2 separate regions of the Homo sapiens genome follow, and region 2 is linked to region 1. The links are chromatin loops, found by intact Hi-C in ENCODE. Cell type or tissue: heart left ventricle. All regions are shown on one strand. Each heading gives the region's core, and the rest is flanking DNA. Links, peaks and the distances in the headings are about the cores only.

Region 1 (11,373 bases), core at 2,857-10,856:
AAGGGAGGCCAAAAAGGAGGGGGCCACGTGAAAGAGGCCGGCCGACCGAGACCGAGGGAGACTGAGCGGAGCGCACGCCCTGGAAGGAGAGAGCCGGAGAGTTCGGGAGGCAAGACCCCCAGAGACGAGAGTCGGAGGGATCAAACGACACAGGTGAGAGAAGGGGCAGAGGCAGACGGCGTGGGCCAAACAAGATTCCAGACAGTGATGTGAGGGCACCAGAGACGCCACCGAGATGTGCGCAGAGAGACCAAAAGAGGCGTGAGAGCCAGCGGGCTGTGACGTGACGGAGGGCACAGAGGCAGGCGGGGCAGAGGAAGGGGGCGGTAAAGAAATGGGAACAGCTAGAAAACCGGCGGCTTGATCGGCTTTTAGGTAGCCCCGGAAAGGTCGGGAGGAGGAGGGGCAAAGGCCGCGCTCCTCAGCTGGGAAGGAGGTGGTCTCAAGCAGCCTCCAGTCCCGGGCTCAACACCGCCAACCCGGCAAGGGTGAGGCAGCGTTCAGGGATGCAAGGGGCAGAGCGGTAGCGGCACCTGTGCACCCCTCCCACCTCTGCCTCAGTTTACCATGTACGGCCTCATTTCTCTCCGGGCTGCCCTGAGAGAAAAATGTTCTCCAGCCGAGATTTGCTTGAATTGGAAATTCAAGTGATCCATGGACACATCCTCCTTGACAGCCCCCAGAAGACTGTAGGCTGGTTACATCCCCCTAGTTAGAAAAGGAAAAGGATTCGAGGAGAAGGGAAGGATGCAGCTTTGCCTTTTCCCAGCTTTGGGGCATCAAGAAACTGTTACTGGGCGGAGTTGGGGCCAGGGGGCCAGTGGGTGCTCTGAGAGTGTAAAGACCAAACTCTGGTGGGACCTGGCTCCATTGCGGAGCCTCAAAAGCTCCAACATGGTGGAGGAAGTTGGCAGTACCTTCTCTAGATCTTTCTTTCCATCCTTAGAAGAGTATAAGCCCAAGCCGTGGAGTGAACAACCCCAAAGCTACCCTACGCTGAACTCCTCTCTTTGGTCCTGCCACTACTGGTGAAACCACTGACCCTTTCTGGGCCTGTTTCCTTACCTGTCCTGAGGAGATGCTGACCTTTGGCTCCAGAGAGACTGTGAGAACTCAGTGAGGGGGTCCTGCACTCCGAGGGTCCTGCACCCTGGGAGCCCTTAGGTCTGTTTGGAGAGAAAACAGTTCCTCCAGGCAAGAGGGGAGAAGTGTCCCCAGGAGGTTGGGGGAGGAGCATCTGCCCTCCTCCTTCTCAGGAATCACAGGGCCTACCTCCTAGCCCCATCCACCATTGCCAGTCAGCGCCTGATGCACTGGGGGTGTCCTGGGCCACCCGGACTTCCTCTGTGAGCTCCATGTGGGGCCTCAGTCTTTACCTCAGGTAACTAGGGCTTACCACACCTACAGCCATGCCCCCCACCCAAGTTGAAGTCCTTTCTCCAGCTCCAGCTGCTGGTGGGGAGGCCTTCAGGCTGGCCCTCAGTCCCTGGCACCTGCCCCAGACTCGGGAGTGGGGGTGGGGGGCAGGTGGGGACTAGGAAGTGGCCCAGATCCTTTGTCTGTAGGGCCTGGAGTGAGGACAAAGACTACCTTACTCTGGTAAGATCCCAGTCCCAAGAGCCCACTGTCTCTCCTTCCCAGTTGTTGCATGACTTTCTGAACTCAGAGTTACCATTGGGACTGAAAGAAGGTGGCCTCAATGGCCGCCAGTTGCTTCGGACTCCCTCGGAGAGTGGTGCTGTGAGCCTACATGGTTCTTTGGAAAGGGTGGAGAGGGGCGCACTAAGAGCAACAGTATCCCACACTGAGCAGGCCTCCTCCTGAGAGACCAAGAGACCAGGAAGCTGGCCCTGTCGCTGTTGGCCAAGCAGCCACTGACATCCTACCTGGCAAATAGAAACAAGCCAGTGTCTCCTGGGAGGCTGGGGCAGCCCAGTCAGGCTCCCCCTATCAACGGGTAGACTCAGAGAACCCTCCCTAGATGAGTGCAATAGTATCACTCAATCCAACCATCTCCTTTTTCAGATGGGAAACTGAGGCCCAGCAAGAGGCAGCCCTGGTGCAGGGACTCCAGTGAGTAGGGCTGGTTTACTATTGCTTCTTGTACAGAGCCATATCAAGCTCCTTTTTCCGGCTTCCTCCCTCACCTCCCCCATCTTAGCAGGGCCCCTGCCCCTTCCTCACCCCCTGGCTTCTGCATCTCCCTAAGGGCATAGCCTAGTGGTGGTTTCTCCCCTGAGTAGGCCCAGCTAGCCTCTGTCCCATCCCCTGTTATTTGGGCCCTAACAGAAGCTACCCAAATTTGAACCATCTCTGCCCCATGCTCAAGACCTGAGGGTCTCACATCCTCAAAATGGGTCCCCAGATTCCAGATCCAAGGATTTGGGGATCACACTGTTCATCAGCTGTCACTAAACTTATTTTACTATGAGCCATCCCCCTGGGGTAGCTTCTTGGTCAGCTTGTGGGGAAGGGGGTCATTTTCAGGATGGAGGCCTCATCTCTAGATTTTGGGGAGTCAAAAGAGTAGTGCAGCCCAGCCCTCACCCCATTCCACAGGTGTGCACCCCCAGCTCCTTGGACTCTGGCCAGGACCATTTCCTGCAGCCCCAGGCCAGCCCTGCAGCATGAGCAGAGGGTGGCTTTGGGAATGAGGCCCTGAGGGCTGGAAGGAGAATGCCCAGCGCCTAGGGAACTTTGGGAGACCGCAGCTGGCTCCAGGGGCTGAGAGAGCCAGGGTCCTGCCCCCGGTCGCCCAAAACACCTCCCTTGTAGGTCTGTCCCTGATCCCCCGGCTCTTGATAGACACAGCCTCCCCGTCGCCCGACCCCAGGGCAAACCAGCAGATAAACCCCTTTTAGGCGAAAATTACACAAAAACGGCGGCGGCGGCGGGGCCTCCTCTGCTCAGGCACTGCCGCGTTGGCGGCCGAAAAAAGAGGGTCCCAGAGAAGGGGAACCCCCTCCCTGTCGAGGACACCGAGGCCCAGAGAGGGGAAGCCTCCTCCCCAGTGGGGTGCAGTCTGGGATTGCAGTCCCCACCCCAGGGGCGCAGCTGCCAGCCCAACGCCTGGGACACACCCCCTCCCGAGGCCTCTAGCCGCCGCCGCGAAAATCCCGGAAACCGTCCTGCTCGCGGCGGGCGCAGTGGAAAAGGTGACCTCAGCGCCCCGGGCCAGCCGCCCTCCCTAGCAGCCGGGCGGCGAGGGGCTCCGGGCGGCAGGGGTTCCTCGGCGCCGCCCGGTCGCTGGATGAGGGGCCCTCGGAGCGCAGAACCGGCCCCCTCCCCACCCATGTTCTGCCCCTCAGACCCTACAGCCCCTTTGGAGGCTGCGGGACAGGGAGGGGACCACCTCATTCCCACAACCGAATCCCCTAAGCATTCAGGTGTAGGTTCCAGAACCACCTCCCCTCCACCCACACCCTTCTCCTACTCCAGCGCCTCCCAGACGGGATTGTGAAATGGCTCCGCGTGCGAACGGGTCCAGGAGCCGTTCGTTGTACAGAGGAGGAAGCTAAGTCTGGAAGGAGCACTCGAGCAGGCTCAGCGGCCAGCAGCCAGCGGCAGGGGGATCGTGCATCGCTTGGAGGGCGCTGGGCTCTCCTCCATCCGCCTCAGCCGTGGGCAGTTTGTTTCCGCTCCCACTTGCAGCGGGTCTGCATCTTAATTGGCAAAACGAAGTTGGGGCCGCGGTGGAGCGGAGGCTTCTTCCAGAACGGTCAGCTCACCTCCGGATGCGGTCGTCCGAGCAGCCGCCTGCGGGGGGTCCCACGCCCTCTATCTAACAGGTTGACGTCCAGCCCCTAGGGGCCCAGGCGGCCCCGGGCCGCCCCACCTCGCGGCCTTCTGCTCCCCGCGCAGCCTTGCGCGCCCAGCCACCCAGCACACGGTCCGTCCCTGGGGACGCGTCGCGAGCGCCGGGAATGGAGCTCGTTTCCTCTTTTCTTTTTTCTTCTTCTTCTTTTTTTTTTTTAAACCTTTGGTTCTGATTGTCCTTGGCCCAGCAGGCTGTTGGTGGCGTTGGTGGTGCTGCTGGGACTGGGGCACCGGCCTTGGCCGCAGGTGTGCTGTGCCCGACAGAGGCCGCCTGGACCGCGCCCGGAACGCCCTGTCCGGGTGGGCTGCGGCGTTCGCCCTGCTTTTGCCCCGAGCCGAGACTGGCAACATCTTTTCTAGCTTCAAAACAGAAAATTTTGGAATTATAAAATTACCCCCTCCCCACGCTTACAGGTCATTATCTCCTGGAGACCACCAACTCGCTTTCTCTTTGGAGAAGCCAGTCTCTGTGACCCTTTCTTTCATGAAAATTTCGAACTCAAATGTGGGCATTCGTTTTGAGTCATTTCAAAGCCCTAGAAGCTCGGGGTCAAATTGTGTTTCGGGTGACAGCGCCTTTAGACACATCCCCCTCTCTTTCCAAGCTCCCCCTCTTGGAGCAATTTACAAATTTGTTCCTTTGGAATTCGCTACTTTATTTTTGTTTTGTAAGTTTTGTTGTTGATTTTTTTAATGTTTAATTTTCTATGGAAGTGTTAGTTTAAATACATCCAACAGCCCAGCGTGGTGGCAAGCGCCTGTAGTCCCAGCTTCTAGGCAGGTTGAGGTAGGGGGATTCCTTGAGCCCAACAGTTCGAGGCTGCAGTGAACAATGATTGCCCCACTGCACAAGCCTGGGCAACAGATCCAGACCCCGTCTCTTAACCAAAATAATAAATAAAAATAAAAGACAGATCCTTAGATAGGAAATAAATAACTCGCTCCTGTGACCCGGAGATGACCCGGTTCTTAGTGGTCCAGGAACCTGAGGCGATGCTCCTGGACTCGCGGAGCCGCCAGCCCGCCGCTCCCAGCCCTCCAGGCCCTGGACGGGTCCCGCCTCCATTTCACACCCACCGCTCGCCAGCCCCGGCGGCTCCCGCAGAGACCTTGCATCCGAGTCCAGTTACGCGAACCAGCGGCGCCTGAGGCCACACCCAGAGCCAGGAAGTAGCCGTCTGGGTGCCGGGGCTCTGTGGGCACGGCCGCGCTGCTGGGCGCGGACTGCAAGGCCGGGCGGGGATGGTGTTTGCGACCCGCACAGGCGCTCTCCCCCCGGCGAGTGTGGACCCTTCGAGAATGCTCCCTTGGCCCAGGACTGATCCCCACGAGCATACAGCTTCGGCCTTCCGAGGAGAGTCAGGGTCGGTGCGGACCGACTCCGCAGGCCCTCCCTTGCCCCATCTGGGCTGGTGCCAGGCCGCAGCTCGAGACCTGGTTTCCACCCCGGGCTCCCACAGAGCCCATGAAGCGCTGGTCACAGCCCCTGGAAGCTGCAGACCCGGCTTTTCGAGGAGCCTCCCCGACGTGCAGAGCCTGAGACCCCAGAGAGCGGCCGGCTCGTGCGGGCCAGAACGCGGCGAGGCGCCCGCGGAAACGACTCGGCTTTTCTTTCTTTTCCCCTTTTCTTTCTTTATTTGCTTTTTTTTTTCCTCTCTTCCCTTCTTCCACCCATTTCCCCCTCCTCTTTCTTTTGTTTTTTTTTAGTCCTCCCCCCACCCCTCTTCTTTCTTTTGTTGCTCGTTCACTCTCGCTCTTGTCTCCTCTTCTGCTCCCGCTCCCCCCACTTTCTGTTCCTTTTCATCAGAAGGACGGCCAAGCCACAGTCCCGTCCTCCTAATAAGAGAAGAGGCCTTCATGCTCGCGGTGTGCCCACCAGGTGCCAGACGCTCTGCAGATTTAATACGTTTAATAGGCACAGAGCTCTTGGAGGGTTCTATAGCCTGTGTAGGGGGTGGGGAATTCTTTCCAGCTTGGGCAGCCTGGGGAGCTAGGCCTGGGATTGGGGAAGGGGTCTGGGCCCTGGCCCCTTAGCCAGGTGAGGTGGACCACAGCATCTCCTCCAGAATGTCTCCTGGTGGCAGGGAGGCCAGGCCAGATCACATTGGCCTGCCCACATTCCAGCAGGGACTCACACTTGCATCTGTCCTTCCTGACACAGGACTCTACTGTGGCTACCAGTCCTGTCTTCACCTGCCACCTCCCCCCTCCACCACCTTGCCAGGACTGGAAGGGAGAGGGGGCTGGGTACTGCCTCCTCCAGCTGCACCTCCCACTGGGTGCTGCTCGGGAGGGGATGGAACAGGGGGCATGGTGCTTCTTTTACAGGCAAGAGTTCTGGGGTCTAGGTGGGGAAAAGGAGGCTACAGCCACACCACCCCTCAGATGCCAGGCAGGATCAGCCTCTGGTACCCTGGCTCCAGGCCAGCCCTCCTGCCTCCTGCTGGTTTGAACTGACTGAAGATGACACACGAAGAGGATGGGACAGGAGCTGGTGCCACCTCCACAGGCACTGGGCTTCCCTGGGCCCCCTCTCCCATGTCACATCTGTACTTTCTGCCTTGTTCCTGCCTCTTGGTGCCAGGAATGGGCTTACAAGCCCAGTTCCCAAATGGCCAAATTCCACATATTTGCAGATTGGCAAAGCACACAGGGGACCTCGAGATGAGCTGGACCCCTGGTTTGCAGACCTCTTCCTGCTACTGCCCTTGAGCAAGCCCATTTCCTGTCCAAGCCTCAGTTTTCCCAAATGAGAAAACAAGAGGGGGTTTTTAGGTGAATCTTTCTCCTTGCTAGTGTTAACAGCTTAGGTCATGGATTGAAAAACTTGTTCTGTAAAGGGCCATATAAGCAAATGTTTTAGACTTTGCAGGCCACATGGCCCTATTGTGGTGACTCAGCCCTGTCTTTGTAGTGTGAAAGTAGCCCTAGATAATGCATAAATGAGTGGGTATGGCTGTGTTCCAACCAACTTTATTTATAGATATGAAAACCTGAATTATATCTAATTTTCACATCGCAAAATATGATTCTTATTTTTTTTTCAACCACTTAAATATGTAAAAACCATTCTCAGTTTGCTGGCCAAACAAAAACAGGCAATGGGCCACAGTTTGCCAATTCTTGTGCAGTTTCAATTATTCTGATAGCACAAATATTGCACTTCCATATCAGACATGTTGCCTTATGTTAACATTTTTTTCTTTTAAATTCTTTTCTCCAGGAAAGCATCTATTAATTTAACAGTATTTGGGACTTAGGAACACAGAATCACCTGACTCATTTCCTACACCCATTTCTGAGTTCTCAACAATTTAAATGTTTCCCTTATTAATACTATACCCAGACACCGGATTGCACAACGTACAATCACCCTCTCAATCCTTGCAACAGCCTTTGGAGTAGAAATAGTTTACCCTGCCTTCCAGCTCCTTGCACACCCCTGGAGACAGGGCGCTCACTCCCTTCAGTGGCTGCCTAACGAACTGCTGAGAGCCCAGTGACGTAGGCTTGACGCCCCTTAAGGGCGAAGGCCACCCCCGGCGACAGTGCTTCTTCCCAACCAGCCATTCCCAACCCCTGGCAATTCCATCTAAATCCTCTCCAGCTGTTGAAATGTGGATGGACAGGGGGCGGTGGCTCTGATTTTCTGGGAGTTTCCCAAGCCTTGAGCCTTTGCAGCTGCCAAGTGACAAATCTTGCAGGGACTAGGCAAAGGGAAAGAATATGACAGAAAAAATAGAGATTATAAATGTGTTGCTTGCTAGAAGTGTTTCCAGGAAATCTTGCTCACAGGGAGGCCTTATCGCCCCGCCCCCGCATCTTCCTTGGTTCTTGCGCCCTCTGCTGGTCATATTGAGTCTTAACCATGCTCACTCGGAACCGTTCCACTTATAAAGGAAAACAAGACTGCATGATCTCACTTGTATGTGGAATCTAAAAAAGTTGACATCATAGAAATAGAGTGAAATGGTGGTTATTAGGGCCGGGATGTGAGGGAGAAATGAGAAGATGTCGGTCAAAGGGTACAAACTTTGAGTTATAAGATAAATTCTGGGGATCTACGTACAGCATGGTGACTATAGTTAACAATCACGTATTGTGTGCTTGAAGTGTGCCGAAAGGGTCGGTTTTCAGTGTTCTCACCAAAATGGTAACTATGTAAGGCGATAGATATGTTAATTAGCTTGATTGTGGTGATCATCACGGTATATACATATACCAAAACATCACATTGTACACATTGAATACATCCTTTTTTTTTTTTTTTTTTTTTTTTGAGACAGGGTCTGACTCTGTCACCTAGGCTGGAGCCCACTGGTGCCCTCTCAGCTCACTGCAACCTCCACCTCCTGCGCTCAAGCAATCCTCCCACCTCCTGGGCTCAAGCAATCTTCCCACCTCAACCTCCCTAGTATCTGGGACTGCAGGTACACACCATGCCCGGCTAATTTTTGTATTTTTGGTAGAAACAGGGTTTCACCATGTTGCCCAAGCTGTTCTCCAGAACTCCTGAGCTCAAGCAATCTACCTGCCTTGGCCTCCCAAAGTGCTGGAATTACAGGTATGAGCCACCATGCCCAGCCATATATACAATTTTTATTTGCCAATTATACTTCAGTAAAGCTGAGGGAAATTTTTTTTTTAAAAAAAGAAAAATAATCCAGTATTTACTTTCCCTCTCTATGTATCAAACACCTTGCTGGTTGCTGAAGATACAAAGAAAAAGGCATCTTATCTGCCCACGGGAAGTGCAGTTTAACCATGCAGAGACGTACAAATGTGCTCACAGCCAGTGGCAAAGACACAGCACGCAGAAGGTGGTGGACACAGCAGGAGGGAGCATGCCATGGAGCAGAGGCGTGCGGGAGGCCCTCAGTCCCGGGGGTGGGGAGCTTCCAGACATACACAGTGAGCTCATGGCTTCCACTGTGGGGTGTTGGTGTTGCGCTCAGCAGGCCAGACAGCACAGGTTGGATTTTAAATGTTTGGATACTTTTAGAGCCAGCTACTTCTGACCTTCAGGGACTTAAGAGGCTGAGCTCTGTGCCCCGTATTGAAGCCCATGGGGATGCTCTCTGGGCCTGCTACTGAAAAGGGATGTCTGTCTCTCAGTACAGTTGTGGGTTCCACTGCACTCCCCAACCTGGAAAAGCCCTAGTCAGTCTTCTAGAGAGCACACCCTCTGTGCAAGGCCTTGTGCCCCATGTTACATGATCTCATTTAAACTTATGTCTTCCACTGTAGGAGACTGGCAATTTTACCCTTAATTTACTAACAAGGAAACTGAGGCACAGAGGGGTGACCTCATTTGCCTGAGAGGTGGAGCTGGGATTGGAACCAGTGCTCCCTCCACAGTATCACAATGACCTTTTTGGGGTCCTTCACCTTCTGACTTAACCCCTACTTTCCCTCGCTGATTGCCACTGAGACAGACCTATAGCTCCAGCTGCCCAAAGGTCACCCGCACACCACGCTCACTGTGTCCAGATCTGGACTTACTGTTACCCACCTCATCCTGCTCTGAGTGGAGAAGATGGACTGGAGCAGCCATCCCCTGCAGACACAGCTCACTGACCAGGGAGTGCCCTGGGAGGCAGCCCTGTTCCTACCCAAGCACGAACAGCAGGCAAGGCATCTCCAGTCAAAGGGCAGGGCCCTGTGGACTCAGTTCTGGTCAGGACACCCATGGTACTGGGCTCCTTCCATAGGTTGGCCCTGTGCTGGTCCCAACCCCATCCCATTCTGGCTCAGTCTAGGAGAGCAGGACTGCCATTTACAGACTACGTAACTCCCAGGCGTGTCATTGACTGTGCTGAGAATAGCACTTCTTGATTGTGCAGTGTGCAACCCACACAACTGTTCCCAACAGTCCTGCCAATTATTTGTTTGCTTCTCTTCTCATCAAACCAAATGGGTAGAAAAGGTTGTTATCATTGTTTTGAGTTCTGCCTGCTCCTTCCCCAGATGATAAGCAACATATTGAAACAAGGGAAGAAAACATATCCTATCTGCATACTTGCTGTTAAAAATCCACCTTAATTTATAAGTCTACTGGCTTTCCATTTTATGTTTCTATTACAGATTAGAGCAAAATTCATCCATCAAAGTGTTTGTGGCCTACATAATCCATCCCTTTGAATATAGGGGGCCTATCAGTGTGATAGGATAGCATCACCCTGATGGTGCTACCTGATATGGCAAAAAGGATTTTGAGGTCCCTAACTGGTGGACTTTGAATTGATCGAAAGGGAGATTGTCCTGGGCCTGACTACCCCTTTAAGAGACAACCCCTTTAAGAGGGACTGGGGCCAGGCACAGTGGCTCGCGCCTGTAATCCCAGCACTTTGGGAGGCTGAGGCAGGCAGATCACCTTAGGTCAGGAGTTCGAGACCAGCCTGGTCAACATGGAGAAACCCCATCTCTACTAAAAATACAAAAATTAGTCGGGCGTGGTGGCGCATGCCTATAATCCCAGCTACTCGGGAGGCTGAGGCAGGAGAATGACTTGAACCCAAGAGGCAGAGGTTGCAGTTAGCTGAGATCACACCAGAGCACTCCGTCCCGGGCAACAGAGCAAGACTCTGTCTCAAAGAAAAAAAAAAGTGACTGAGGTCTTCCCTGAGGTCAGAGAAGTTCTGCCAGCCTTGAAGAAGCCAGTTGCATGTTGTGAGCGGCCGACAGAGGGCCCGCTTGGCCAGGACCCAGAGCAAGCAGGTAAACTCAGCCAACAGCCTGAATAAGCTCAGAAGTGGGTCTTCCTTAGCAGAGCTCCAGGTGAGACCGCAGCCTGACTGGCACCTTATTGCTGCCTTATGAGACCCTGAGCAGATCCTGACCCATGGAGGAGATAATAATATGAGATAATAGCAGTGTTTGCAGAGCTTTGCTGTGCTGCAGTAGCACCCAAGTTGAGCCAGGGAGGTGTGTGTGTTGGTGGGGAGCCTCATGTCTGCCACAGGAGAGAGACCACAGGAGGGCAGACATCCTGTTTGAATCTTCGCCCTCTCCCATCACCCAGGGGCAAACCTCGGAGTCCACCCCCGGCCAGTGACCCTGCCTGCAGAGGGACTGTGATGTCCTTCATCCCTACAATGCCCGCTGGTGCCTGAGGAAGCCCCTTTGGCAGGAGGCTGGCCACAGCATGGACAAGAGAACAAGGGGCCACATTCTGGCCAGCCCTGGTGTTGTGATGGCCTGCAGCCGCCACCTTGCTGTGATTAAGAAATAGCAGATCCTTGGCTCACACCTATAATCCTAGCACTTTGGGAGGCCGAGGCAGGTGGATCACCTGAGGTTAGGAGTTTGAGACTAGCCTGGCCAATATGGTGAAAGTCTGTCTCTACTAAAAATACAGAAATTAGCTGGGCCTGGTGGCGGGTGCCTTATTCCCAGCTACTTGGGAGGCTGAGGCAGGAGAATCGCTTGAACCAGGGAGGCAGAGGTTGCAGTGAGTCGAGATTGCGCCACTGCACTCCAGCCTGGGCAACAAGAGTGAGACTCTATCTCAAGAAAAAAAAAAAAGGAGCAGATCCGAGGAAGACGCTGCCCGGAGAG
Region 2 (11,373 bases), core at 1,171-9,170, 130 kb before region 1:
AATGATCCGGGTGACTAATCTGACATCTATTTATCCTCCCTCTCCCTGATCCATTCCTAAGTGCCCTGGAAGTGGGGATTGGCCTCCTGTCTTTTCTCTTGCTGTGTGCCCAGCTTGGAGATCTTTAAGAACTTCCGAATGAATGAACCCACTTCCGTAGGCCCCACAAGGCTTTGCCTGAGGCTCTCAGATTCCCAGCAAGGGTCCATGGAACAAGTTAGCTTGTTGGACAGTGTGGTCTCAGGCCCTGGCTTGTGGCAGTAGGCAACAGCCCTATGTCCCTGGTACCTGTCTGCAGCCCTCCTCAAGCCAGCCCTCTAGGGACGGAGCTGCTCCCAGGCCCCTCTGTGCCCATTCCTTGACTCTCTACACTAGCTACAGGTTCAAGGCAGCACCTGGAGTCCTCACAGCAGTCCTGCTCTTTCAGGAATCAGAGCCCCATTTTGCAGATTAGGAAACCAAGGCTCAAAGAGGCTCTGGCCTCTTTGGAAAGAGACTGTGGAGCAGATTTCTGCCCAAGAAAATCATGAATTGCCCTCATGAGCCAAAGGTTTTGTGTGTGCAGAGTGGAACATCTGAGCCTGTCCATTTCTTGGTTGGACATGTGAATAATGTTTTCAAAAGAATTTCTGATTTGATGTCCTGGCCTAGCAGGGCTGCTGTGGGTGAGCCACATTCCACCTGACTCACCTGGTCCCAATTCCAACAGTGTGAGAATTCCCCAGGGCTGCCTTCCTGCTCCGTCTCTGGCACCTAGACCGAAGCAGAAAGAGCGCGGGGCGACTCATGCCGCCTCACATCACTCCTTGGTGACCTTCATCACATCCCTCCAAGCCTCAGTTTCCTAATCTGTCACTGGGGCTAAGTCCCCTCCCCCTTGCAGAGTTGTTGGGGAGGAAGAGTCTCACCTCCTCCAGAGGCCTTGGGAATGCACCCCACAGAGGTCCCATTGCTGTCCCACAACTTCACGGCTGTGTGACCAGCAGACACGAAAGGGGAGGGCAGCTCATTTTTCAAACAAAACGGTATCAGATGTGTGATTTGGTTAAAAAAATATATATTTCTGGCAATGGCTTCAGCTTTGCTCAAGAGAGAACTGGGTTGGGGGGAGAAGGTGGAGGGGAGGCTGTTCCAGTGGCTTAAAAAACCCCAGATAAGTGTACGGTGATTAAGCGCAACCATTAGCTCTAATGGGCAATAATTGGTGATGAGAAATAATTTTCTAGGGCACGACTGCCCCTGGTGCCCCCACACCCGGCCCCAGCAAGGGGACAGCCAAGGGGCTGATTAACTCCCAGGCTGGAGGAAATGTCGGAGGCACAAAAAGTTTCCAGATTCGAGGGTAATTGGGAGAAGTTATTTCACTTTCCACATCAGGCTGATGAGGGGCCACCCACCTGCCGGTGAGGGAGGGGCTCGGCCGGCTTCCTGCCCAGAAATGGAGGGCCACTGTGCAAGGGGCAGGGGTGGCCAGCATGGTTAGAGGGTGGGGGCAATTCCCACCTGTGTCACTGCTGGCCCTGTGACCCAGGGCAAGTCACCACAGGGTCCCTTCTCTGTCCTGACTTGCTCCCCAACCAGTATTTGCACAGGCCCTCGTCCTTTTCACCTCAAAATTCACAGACAAACCCACCAGCCAGCAGTTCAGTCTTCCCGAGTGCCCTCCCTTCCCCCAGAGCCTGCCCAAGGACCTGCTAGCCTTAGGGTACCTTTGTGGGATTCAGGGGAAGATGCCCCTCTTGGCCGCAGGCTACAACCTTGAGTGTGTCCAGCAGGAGCTGGCTGGACTCCTTGGAGCTCCTGTGTGCAGTGCACAACCTGCCCAACAGCCCTCTGCAGCCCAGCTGTGCTCATGTCTTCATCTCCTTCCTCCTCACTCTGCCCACTCAGCCTGTCCCCAGAAAGAGCTCTTGGTCACTTCAAATGAGTGAAGTCAAAGGCCCCACCTCTCTGCCCCCCACCTGCCTGCTCCTTCTTTCTTGAGCTCTGCTGCCTCCAAGACCTGCCTTCCTCTCTGCCTCAGCCTCACTCCCCTCTTCCCCAGTCCAAAGCACAAATTCTCCCATCCCCAACCCAATCTCTCTCTGAAAGCCCTTTGCCCTGGGGACTTACTGCACACCCTGATCATCTCCCTCCCAGATCTGCACCTCTCCCTGGGTCCATGAGTGGGTCTCTCTCCTCTCTCTCTTACTTTTTCTCCCTCTCCCTCGTCCTCTCCATGTGTGTGTATGTGTGTTCAGTGTGTCTTTCATAGTGATTGACCCAAGGCAGTGAGACAAGCATGCCTCCTGAAGCTAAGGAGGCTTTGTGCAATAGGAAGGCCTTTCCCTTCCCTGGCTCAGGGCTGCAGTGCTCTCCCAGGCATGAGACTGAGCTCCCCCTCACAGGAGGCATGTAACCAGGGCCTGTACGGCTGCACCCCTAGGATGCTGCAGAGAGGAGTCCTGTCCTTTGAGGGCCTAGGTGGGATAATCTAAGGAGGTGTTGGCCTAGGATAAGCTGAGGCCTCTAGGCTGACCCCATGGCAGCCTCCTCTAGCTGTCCTCTCTGCCGTCTGCAGGCCAGGGCTTCAGCTCCCAAGTTGCAGGTGAGGTCAGCCTCAGGATACCTCCACCACTGACCAGCTGCCGAACCTCTCTGGGCCACAATGTCCTCCTCTGAAAATGAAAATCGTGGTGTTACCACCTCACGGGACCGACCCGAGGATGAAGGAGCTGGCCACAGAGGTGCTTCCAGGACAGACTGGTGCCCAGAAGACTCCAGGACAACAGCTGCTGGTATCACTGCGTGGGGCAGTGAGACATCGGGGCTGTTCCCGCTGCATGATTGCCCCGTCCCAGGTTGTTGCCCACAAAGTCCCCTCTATATGCGCTGTGCCCCCAGAATTGCGCAGCGTCAGTTATAAACGTAATACTGTGTGGCCGGTGCCGTTGTAAGCACTGTAGATGAGTGTGTTTATTCTGTTTCTCCACACCTCTGTGAGGTGGGCATTCTTGTGACCCCTATTCCATCGGCGAGAATCGGGGGCAGCCAGATCCAATAACTTGCCGCAGGCTGGGCTGGCACTGCGTGCTGCGCCTCCTCTGAGCCTAGCACTCTGGCCTCACAGTCGGTGCTCGTAGCATTTCAGCTGTATGACTCTAACAGCAATTACAGTCATGGCCTTCGCCGCCGCCACCATTCCCGTTCCGGTTGGAGAACACAATGCACCGCGCACAGGCTGTGCCAAAGTCCACAGGCACCCTTCGGCCTCCATCATCGCGCCCTCTTCACAGATGAGCAAACGGAGGCCAGACGTCACCGGCAGGCGGCGCTGCGGTGCGCGAGGCCTCGCACCTGCACGGGAAGCAGCGGAGAGGACGCAGGTAAGGTAAAGCCAGGCAGACCCGAACCTGGACGCGCACCTGCGGGGGAGGGGGTATGCGCGGGGCGGGTTGCCGCCCCTCCCGGGAGTACGGGCGGAGGCAGGGGCGGGCGGGGGCTTTCAGCAGCTCGTCCGCGGAACATTTGCATGTAATTTGGGAGCGGGTCACATGTGGGAGTCATCAGGCAGAGGAAAGGCTCAATCAGGGCCTAATCACTGTCTGTTTGGAGGGGTCTGGGCCCAAGTGAAAAATGAAAACGGGGCTATTTTGCTTGAGTGACAGCCATCAGTGGCCACCTTTGACCTCCCCACTCGGGCTGGGTCTGCCCGAGGTTTAAAAACCAATCATCAGGGAAGGGGTGGGAGGGGCTCCCTCTCCTCGGCTCTCCCCTCCCCCATCCTTTTCCCTCCCTGGACCTGGGTTTGTAAAATTCATTCATTCACTCCCATTCATTCTTTCAACAACCCATCCTAGGGCAGCAGGACTCCCTGGTCAGGGCCCCTGGGGCAGATGCCGGATTTGAGTTCTGACACTGTCACTTGCCAGCCGGCGACCTTGGGCAGGTGACTGTCAAGCGTCAGTGTTCCATCTGCGAAATGGATGCAGGAGGCACGCAGAGAAGAGTTGATGTTGGTGAGGTGCTGAGGGAGGCGGGGCCGCAGGGGCAGGGGGCGAGCCCTCCTTCAGCCCTCCCCCTAAGGGACAGGAGCTTTGTAGAGGAGGGCCAAGAGGTCAGGTAGGTTGCAGCGGCTCTGCTTTTTGCATGAATGCGTACCCTTCCTCCCGACACCCTGTGCACAAGGCGCAACCTGGTTCGCAATGTACAGAAGAGAGGCCTCTGCCAGGTGAACAAAAGAGAGGGCACACGCAGGCCAGGGAGACCGAGAGAGAGCAGGGAGGTGCCGGACTGCCCACGGGCAGTGAAGGGCAGTGACTGCTCCCTAAAGCAGCCATGAGCCCGGGCTTGGTTCACCCCGGCATGGAGGGACTCAGCCCACTGTCCCAGAATGGTCTCCAGATCCCTAGAGACCCAAGGGCCTGGACCCGGTGGTATAGAGTGACCACTGCAATGGCGGTCTGCAGGCCACTGGGGGCAGCAGAGAGGAGCCGCCCCCGGCTCAGGCGGGACAAGCTCAGCCAGCAAGCTTCTGCCAGCACAGCCTGTGGGGGCCAGCTGCGCCCCACTGCACCGGCTGCTGGGCCACCGTGCCTCTGCCCTCTCTGCCACCCAGTGGAACCCTTTTGCCCCGAAGGGGCCCTTGGAGTCGTCCTCCCACGGCCGAGGCCGGGAATTCCAGGCAGCCGGTGCAGCTGCGGGTCGGTGGCCCTTTCAGGCCTGAGGAATTGCTCCGGCGGCCGGGGGGCGGGCTGGGCGCCGGGTACATTAGCGCCTGCTTTGCTCGCTGATGGTGTTTATAGGGATGTGGAACGGGCCTCCAGGAAACCGTCTGGCAGGCCGGGCTTCAGCAAATGGATTGCCAATTAATCAGCATCTATTTATGAGAACGTTTAAACCATTATTAATGTAGTGTAAATACGGAACCGCTGGCGGCCCAGGGCGGGCGGGCGGGCAGGGGGCCATCTGCCGAGGCTGCCATCACATTCCTGGGGCGTGTTCCCGCTCCCACCCTCCTGGGGAGGGGTCCCACCCCTTGCCCTCATCCCCGGCCAAGCCTGCTCCTCCAGGTGCCGGCTTCCTCCTGCTGGGCCCTGCTGGTTCTGAGGCCTGCGGCTGCAGCCTGCCACGTTCTCAAGTTTTTCACCCAAGATGCTGAACAGGGGCGTGAAGGGTGAGTCCCGCCTCAGTCACTCAGCAGGGGTCCGCAGCAGCCCCTGGCAGGCCTTGGCAGGGCTCTTTTCCACCCAGGGGGAGACTGGGCAGGTGTCCCACGCTGGGCCTGGCTGCCTCTTCCCCTCCTCCTTCCTGCTCTGGACAGTGGATCTCATCCTCATCCTGACAGAGCTCAGCCCCTGGAGGCAGGGGAGGAGGAGCTGGGGCATTTTCCCAGCCCCTCCCTCACCTGTGGGTCCCAGTTCCCAAGGCTTCCCCCAACCCCAAGACCTAGGGGCTCTCAACTTTCCCCCCAGACTATCCCAAGGACAAAACAAGGTGATTTGCGCACACTGCTGGCACCTCCACTTCTCTCCAAAGATACCAGCTGAGCCCTCTGCCTCCTCCCTGACCTGTCTGGGCCTCCAGTATACATTGAGCCAAGCCGGGTGGCCTCTCGGAGAGCTGGTGCTGACCAAGACACCGCAGCCAGCCTGCGCCGTGGACTGGGGGGCTCCAGGACTTTCAGCCTGCTCACCCCCAATGTCCTGATGATCCTTCTTCCTTAGCATCACCTCAGATGGCTTTTTCTTTACCAACTGTACCCATTTTACAGATGAGAGACTGAGGTTTAGAATGGAGAAGGAGCTGCCTGAGGCAACAGAGACAGAGAGCCAGAACTGAAACGAGGCACCCCCACCCGACCCCTGCGACCCAACACCCACCGTGTCCTGTTCCTCTGCAGGCCTCTGAGGTTCCTAAACTACATGACCACATATTTTGAGACCTTTGAGTTTTTATGAACGCTCTCCAGAGTTTCCCAATCTCTATGTTTCATTAGCTGTGCTCACCTGGGCCTGCCTCCTTTCTCTGAATGCTTTGCGTGGAGGTGGCTGCACACCTTCGCACTGGATGCCAAGCAAGAGCAGTTAGCCTGAGAGTTCACTCTGCAAAAAAGAAAACAAATAATGAGTCTGTGCTTTGACGCTGGGTGTTATCAAACATCTTTGGTAATTGCGAGGACTTTCCCTGCTCTGGGAAGTTGAGGTGTTGGTCTAACGGGGGCTCTTGACAGGGAATGCCATGAGGAGGTGGCAGCACAGTGCTGAGGAGAGGGCCAAGCCCTCCAAGGCACGGGGAGCTGCTCCCTCCTGTCCCCACCCTGGGAACAAGGCCCTCCCTCTGCAGGCCTCCACCCTGTGCTACGCTGCTAACACTTACGGTTGGTGTGTTTATTTTTTCACTCAACTCTGTGCCCCTTGAGGATGGGGACAGCGTTTTCACCCCCATTACATCCTGGTGCCTCGAGAAGATGCCAACCAATGTTTGTTGACTGACTGACCATTTGGGAAATTTCTGCTTGGCACCGCTTCCCCAGGCTCCCCTCTTTTCTCTCTGGCCCCAGCCCATCTGCCTTGCTGGCTTCAGCCCTGGTCACTCCTCCAAATCCCAGAGCCAGGCTAAGGCCCAGAAGCATGGAGGGGTTCAAGGAGCCGGGACTAGACCAGACAGCCTTTAAGATGGATGCCCCATCTATCCCAACCCACCCCTGTGGGATCACCAGGCCTCAGGACAGCCACCTGCCTGTGGTCACTCAGCACGCCACAAAGCTAAGGTTTCTGATGTCCTGAGGGGCCCCCAGAGCTGCTCCACGCCCCGGGCCCCCGGGCCCTGCTGCACTGGCATGCTGGGAGGAAAGAGAACAAAGACGAGGCATATGCCCCTATTTCCCGGCCTCGCTCCCTGCCCCCCATTAGCCTAGTGAGGCTTGTTTATATTAGAGCAGGAATTATTCCAGCCCTAATCAGAGGCCCTGCGAGGTTTCGGCATTCGAGGTATTTCTTTACCCAAGGACACTCTCCAATCCTATAATTTCCATTTCCCCAGACGCCCCTGATTGAAAGCAAACATTTTATATTTGGAAAGGAAAAGGGCTGTGTGCTATTCATAGCCCAGCCTGGCTGTCCAGAGCTAGGTCCTGGGGGACTGAAGGCCTGGAGGGATGGACAAATCTGGGAGGGTGGCAGGGGGCATGGCTAGGTCCCAGCCAGGAGAGGTGTGGGGAGATCACAGCCCAGGGGTGGGGAGACCGAGGGACAGAGAGAGAGCCCCTTGCCACCAACTGCCCAGCCAGGGATGTCTGGCACTGCACAGCCTCCCTGGTTGAGGGGACAATGTGCGGGAAGGGGGTGCTATAGTAGCAGAGCCTGTGGGCTGGGAAGAGGGTGGATGGGGGTGCAACTTGAGCCCCTTCCTCCTCTGCACCCCCTTGCCAGGTAGCTTCACTGCCTCTTGCAGGTGAGGATAGGAGGCACGTTGCAGGGATGGGATGGAATAAAATACTAACAGTGGGCCTGGGGACAGAGGCCAGCGTTTGCCCAAAGGGACTTTGAGAAGCCTACTGTCCAGGGGACTCTGTCTCCACTTCGGGCCCCTCTGTTTTCTGATATTCAGCTCCCCACTCCAGGTGCTGCCCACCCCTCTCGAGTCACACTCACCCATCACTCCACAACTTCTTAGGGGCTGAGAAGCACATGGACTCCACACCAATCCCAGGCCACTCTGCTCCCCTCGCCCTTCCCTTCTGAGTTCTTTCCTCCCTCCCTCGATGTGGAAGTCCGGGCAAGGACGACGTGTTCTTCACGGGAGGATATCAGACCCCCACTTACTCAAAGCTGTGTGTAGGCAGCCTCTTCCATGTGCCACACACCACCCTTTTGGAAAGATGCCTTCATTAATCCTTAGAAGCAGATATTATTATTCCCATTTCATGGATAAAGAAACCAAGGCTTGTTGAGCTTAAGTCACCATTGTCCCATCTATGTCCCTTGAATCTCAGTGCCTCAGCACTCACCTCCTAAGACCAGTGTAAATAAACTCAGGCATGGTGTGCTGGAGGTCACAGCCCGCTGGCACATGCTGAGTGGGGCACACACTATTCTTATTTAAATGAATGGATTTCAGGGAAGCAGGGAAATGAAGAGGGACTGCATGTTTCTGCACTGTATCAATCCGTATTATTGGAATGATTAAGAGACTGCATTTGGAATTTAATTTTTTCCTTACGATTTAATTTTTATTTTTATCAAAGTCATGCATTGCAGCATTTTGTTAACTGCTTTATTGAAGTATAACTGATACGTAGTAAAATGCAAACAAGTAAAGTATGAAAGTTGATAAGTTCTTAGAAAAGCTTTTTTGAGATATAATTCACATACCGTACAATTCACCCATTTAAAGTGTAAAATTCAGTGATTTTTGGTATATTATTAATTATTTTTTAAATTGTGGTAGAGTATATATAACACAAAATTTGCCATCTTAACTGTTTTAAGTGTATAATTCAGTGACATTAAGTAATACACATTGTTGTGCAACCATCACCCCAAACAGAAACTGTACCCATGAAACAGTAACTCTCCATTTCCCCTCCCCTCTAGCCCCTAGTAAACTCTAATTTTTGTCTCTATGATTTTGCCTATTATAGATATTTAATGTAAGTGGAATCAGAGTATGTGTCCTTTTGTGTCTGGCTTATTCCACTTAGCATGTTTTCAAAGTTCATCTATGCTGTAGTATGTATCAGAATTTCCTTCCTTTTTATTGTGGAATAATATTCCATCGTATGGATAAACCACATTCCTCTAAGGGTGGGTTGTTTCCACCCTTTGGCTAATTGTGAATAATGCTACATAAACCACTGGCAAACAAGTATCTGTTCAAGTTCCTGTTGTCAATTCTTTTAGGTATATAGCTAGGACTGAAATTGCTGGGTTATATGATAACTCTATGTTTAGTTGTTTGAGGAACTTCAAAACTTTTCCATGGTGTTGGTACCATTTTACATTCTCACCACGCATGTATGAGGGTTCCATTTCATCACCTCTTTGTCAACACTTGCTACTTTCTGTTTTTTTTTAGTTATAGCCATCCTAGTAAGTGTAAAGTGGTATCTCATTCTGGTTTTGATTTGCATTTTTCTAATGGCTAATGATGTCAAGCATCTTTTCATGTCTTGTTGGCTATTTGCCCATTATTTAATTGGATTGTCTTTTTGTTGTTGAGTTGTAAGGGTTTTTATATATTCTGGATATTAAACCCTTATCAGATATGTGGTTTACAAATAACTCTCTTCCATTCTGTAATTTGTCTTTTTCTTAATAAAAATTGATATGCTTCTGTACATATGTGTATGTGTTTGTGTCTATCTATCTATCTATCATCTATCTATCTATCTATCTATCTATCTATCTATCTATCTATCTATCTATCTGTGGAACCCTCACCACAATGAAAATACTGAACATATAAATCACCCCCCAAAATTTTTCATGTGTAGCTTTTTTTCACTCAGCCTAATTGCATGGAAATTTATCCATGCTGTCACATGTATAAATACTTTATTCTTTTTTACTGCTGAGTAGGATTCCATGGTGTGAATACACCACACAGTAGTTTGATCATTCACCTGCTAAAGGATACTTGAGTTGGTTCCAGTTTGGGGCTATTAATTCTGGTTATTAAATAGTTTCTCTGAACATTCATATGCAAGTCTTCATTTCTCTTGAGTGTATACCTAGGTATATAATTGCTGGGTAATATGGAAACTGTAATATCTTGAGGAACTGCTAAACAGTTTTCCAAGGCAATTGCACAATTTTGCATTCCCACCAACTGTGCATAAGGGTTATAATTTCTCTACATACTTGCTATTGTCTTTTTTATTCTGGTCATTTTAGTGGATGTGAAGTGGTATAGCTCATGATTTTGACTGGCATTTGCCTGTTGACTAATGATAGCAAACATCTTTTTATATTCTTAATATCTATTGTATATCTTCCTTAAAGAAATGTCATTTTAGACCCTTTGCCCATCTATAGATTGGGTTACTTGTCTTTTTGTTATTTCGTAGTAATTTTTTTTATATTCTAGATGCAAATCTCTTATAAGATATACGATTTGCAAATATTTTATCTCACTTTGTGTTTTTTTTTACTTTCTTGATGGTGTCTTTTGAAGTGTAAAAAGTTTTAATTTTGATGATGTTCAGTCTATTTTTTTTCTGCTGCTTGTGCTTTTGATGTCAATCTAAGAAACTATTTCCCATTTAAGATTCTGAAGATCTACACCTGTGTTTTCTTCTAAGACATATAGTTTTAGCTTTTACATTTAAGTCTTTGATCCATTTTGAGGTAATTTTGGTATATGGTGTGAGGTAGGGATACTCCTTCATTCTTTTGCATGTGGATATTCAGTTGTCCTAGTACCATTTGCTAAGAAGATTTTTCTTCCTCCATTGAATCATCTGGCTACCCTCATCATAAATCAATTGACGATAAAAGTGAGAGCTCATTTCTGGACTCATAGTTCTATTCCATTTAAATAAAGGTCTTTCCTATGCCACTGCCAAAATGTCTTGATCACTATTGCTTTGTAGTAAGTTTTGAAATAGGAAAAGAATGACTGTTCCAACTTTGTTCTTTTTCCAAGATTATTTTGACAATTTCAGGTCCTTTGAATTTCTTTATAAATTTTAGGGTCAGCTTATCAATTTCCAAAAATAAATCAGCTGAAATTTTGATAGGGATTGCATTGAATCTGCACATCATTTTGGATAACATTGCGTTCGTGACAATAGTAAGTCTTTTGTCCATGAATATGGGATGAATATGGGATGTTTTTCCATTTATTTAGGTCTTCTTTAATTTCTTTCAACAATATTTTGTAGTTTTGAAAGTAAAAGTTTTGCACTTCTTTTGTTAAACTTATTCTTAAGTATTTTATTCTTGTTCATGTTATTGTAAATGTTGTTTAGAAATATATTTGATTTTTATATATCGATCCTATATTCTGCAACTGTGTTGAACTTGTTTATTAGTTCTAATAATAGTTTTTTTAGCGAATTCCTTAGGAGTTTATGTATAAAAGTTCATTTCTTCTTCAAATAGAGATCATTTTATTTCTTACTTTTCAATCTAGATACATTTTATTTTTTTTCTTACTTAATTTCGCTGGTTAGAACCTCCAGTAAAAGTTGAACGGAAGTGGTGAGAACAGACATCCTTGTTTTTTTCTTGATCTTAAGAGAAAATAAGTCAGCTTTTCATTATTATATATGAAGTTAACTTCATGGGTTTTTCATTGGTTTCCTTCTATTCTCGGTTTGTTCAGTGTTTTTATCATAAAAAGGTGTTAGATTTTGTCAACTGTCTTTTTTTCATCAATTGAGATGAAAGT

What was found. A loop is a pair of places that touch in the nucleus more often than their neighbours do. Peaks named below come from ENCODE experiments on the same cell type or tissue, not always from the same donor. Only the 100,000 strongest peaks of a DNase experiment are listed, where the experiment ranks them.
Region 2: a loop joins it to region 1, with 5 times the contacts of the local background. A loop is called at or near these places in 50 of 110 quality-filtered maps.

What each region holds. Positions count from the first base shown.
Region 1 is chr9:93,955,488-93,966,860 of GRCh38, forward strand. LOC124902216 (a long non-coding RNA gene) reads left to right here and starts at 39. Exons shown (of 3, transcript XR_007061672.1): 1 at 39-153. It overlaps BARX1-DT (BARX1 divergent transcript), which reads left to right and starts at 347. Exons shown (of 2, transcript NR_144455.1): 1 at 347-1,381; 2 at 2,026-2,435. RefSeq lists enhancers at 1-393, 394-924, 10,982-11,151. In heart left ventricle, for the core only: a CTCF peak has its summit at 7,663 (motif pointing left); DNase peaks (open chromatin) are centred at 3,524, 5,074 and 7,634; H3K4me3 peaks cover 1,332 bases; H3K27me3 peaks cover 5,307 bases.
Region 2 is chr9:93,823,151-93,834,523 of GRCh38, forward strand. All of the region lies in intron 1 of LOC101928014 (a long non-coding RNA gene), which reads left to right. Among named protein-coding and RNA genes, the nearest start is that of MIR4291, 9.5 kb to the left of the region's middle. RefSeq lists an enhancer at 6,788-6,957. In heart left ventricle, for the core only: a CTCF peak has its summit at 4,455; DNase peaks (open chromatin) are centred at 3,351 and 4,481; H3K4me3 peaks cover 452 bases; H3K27me3 peaks cover 4,464 bases.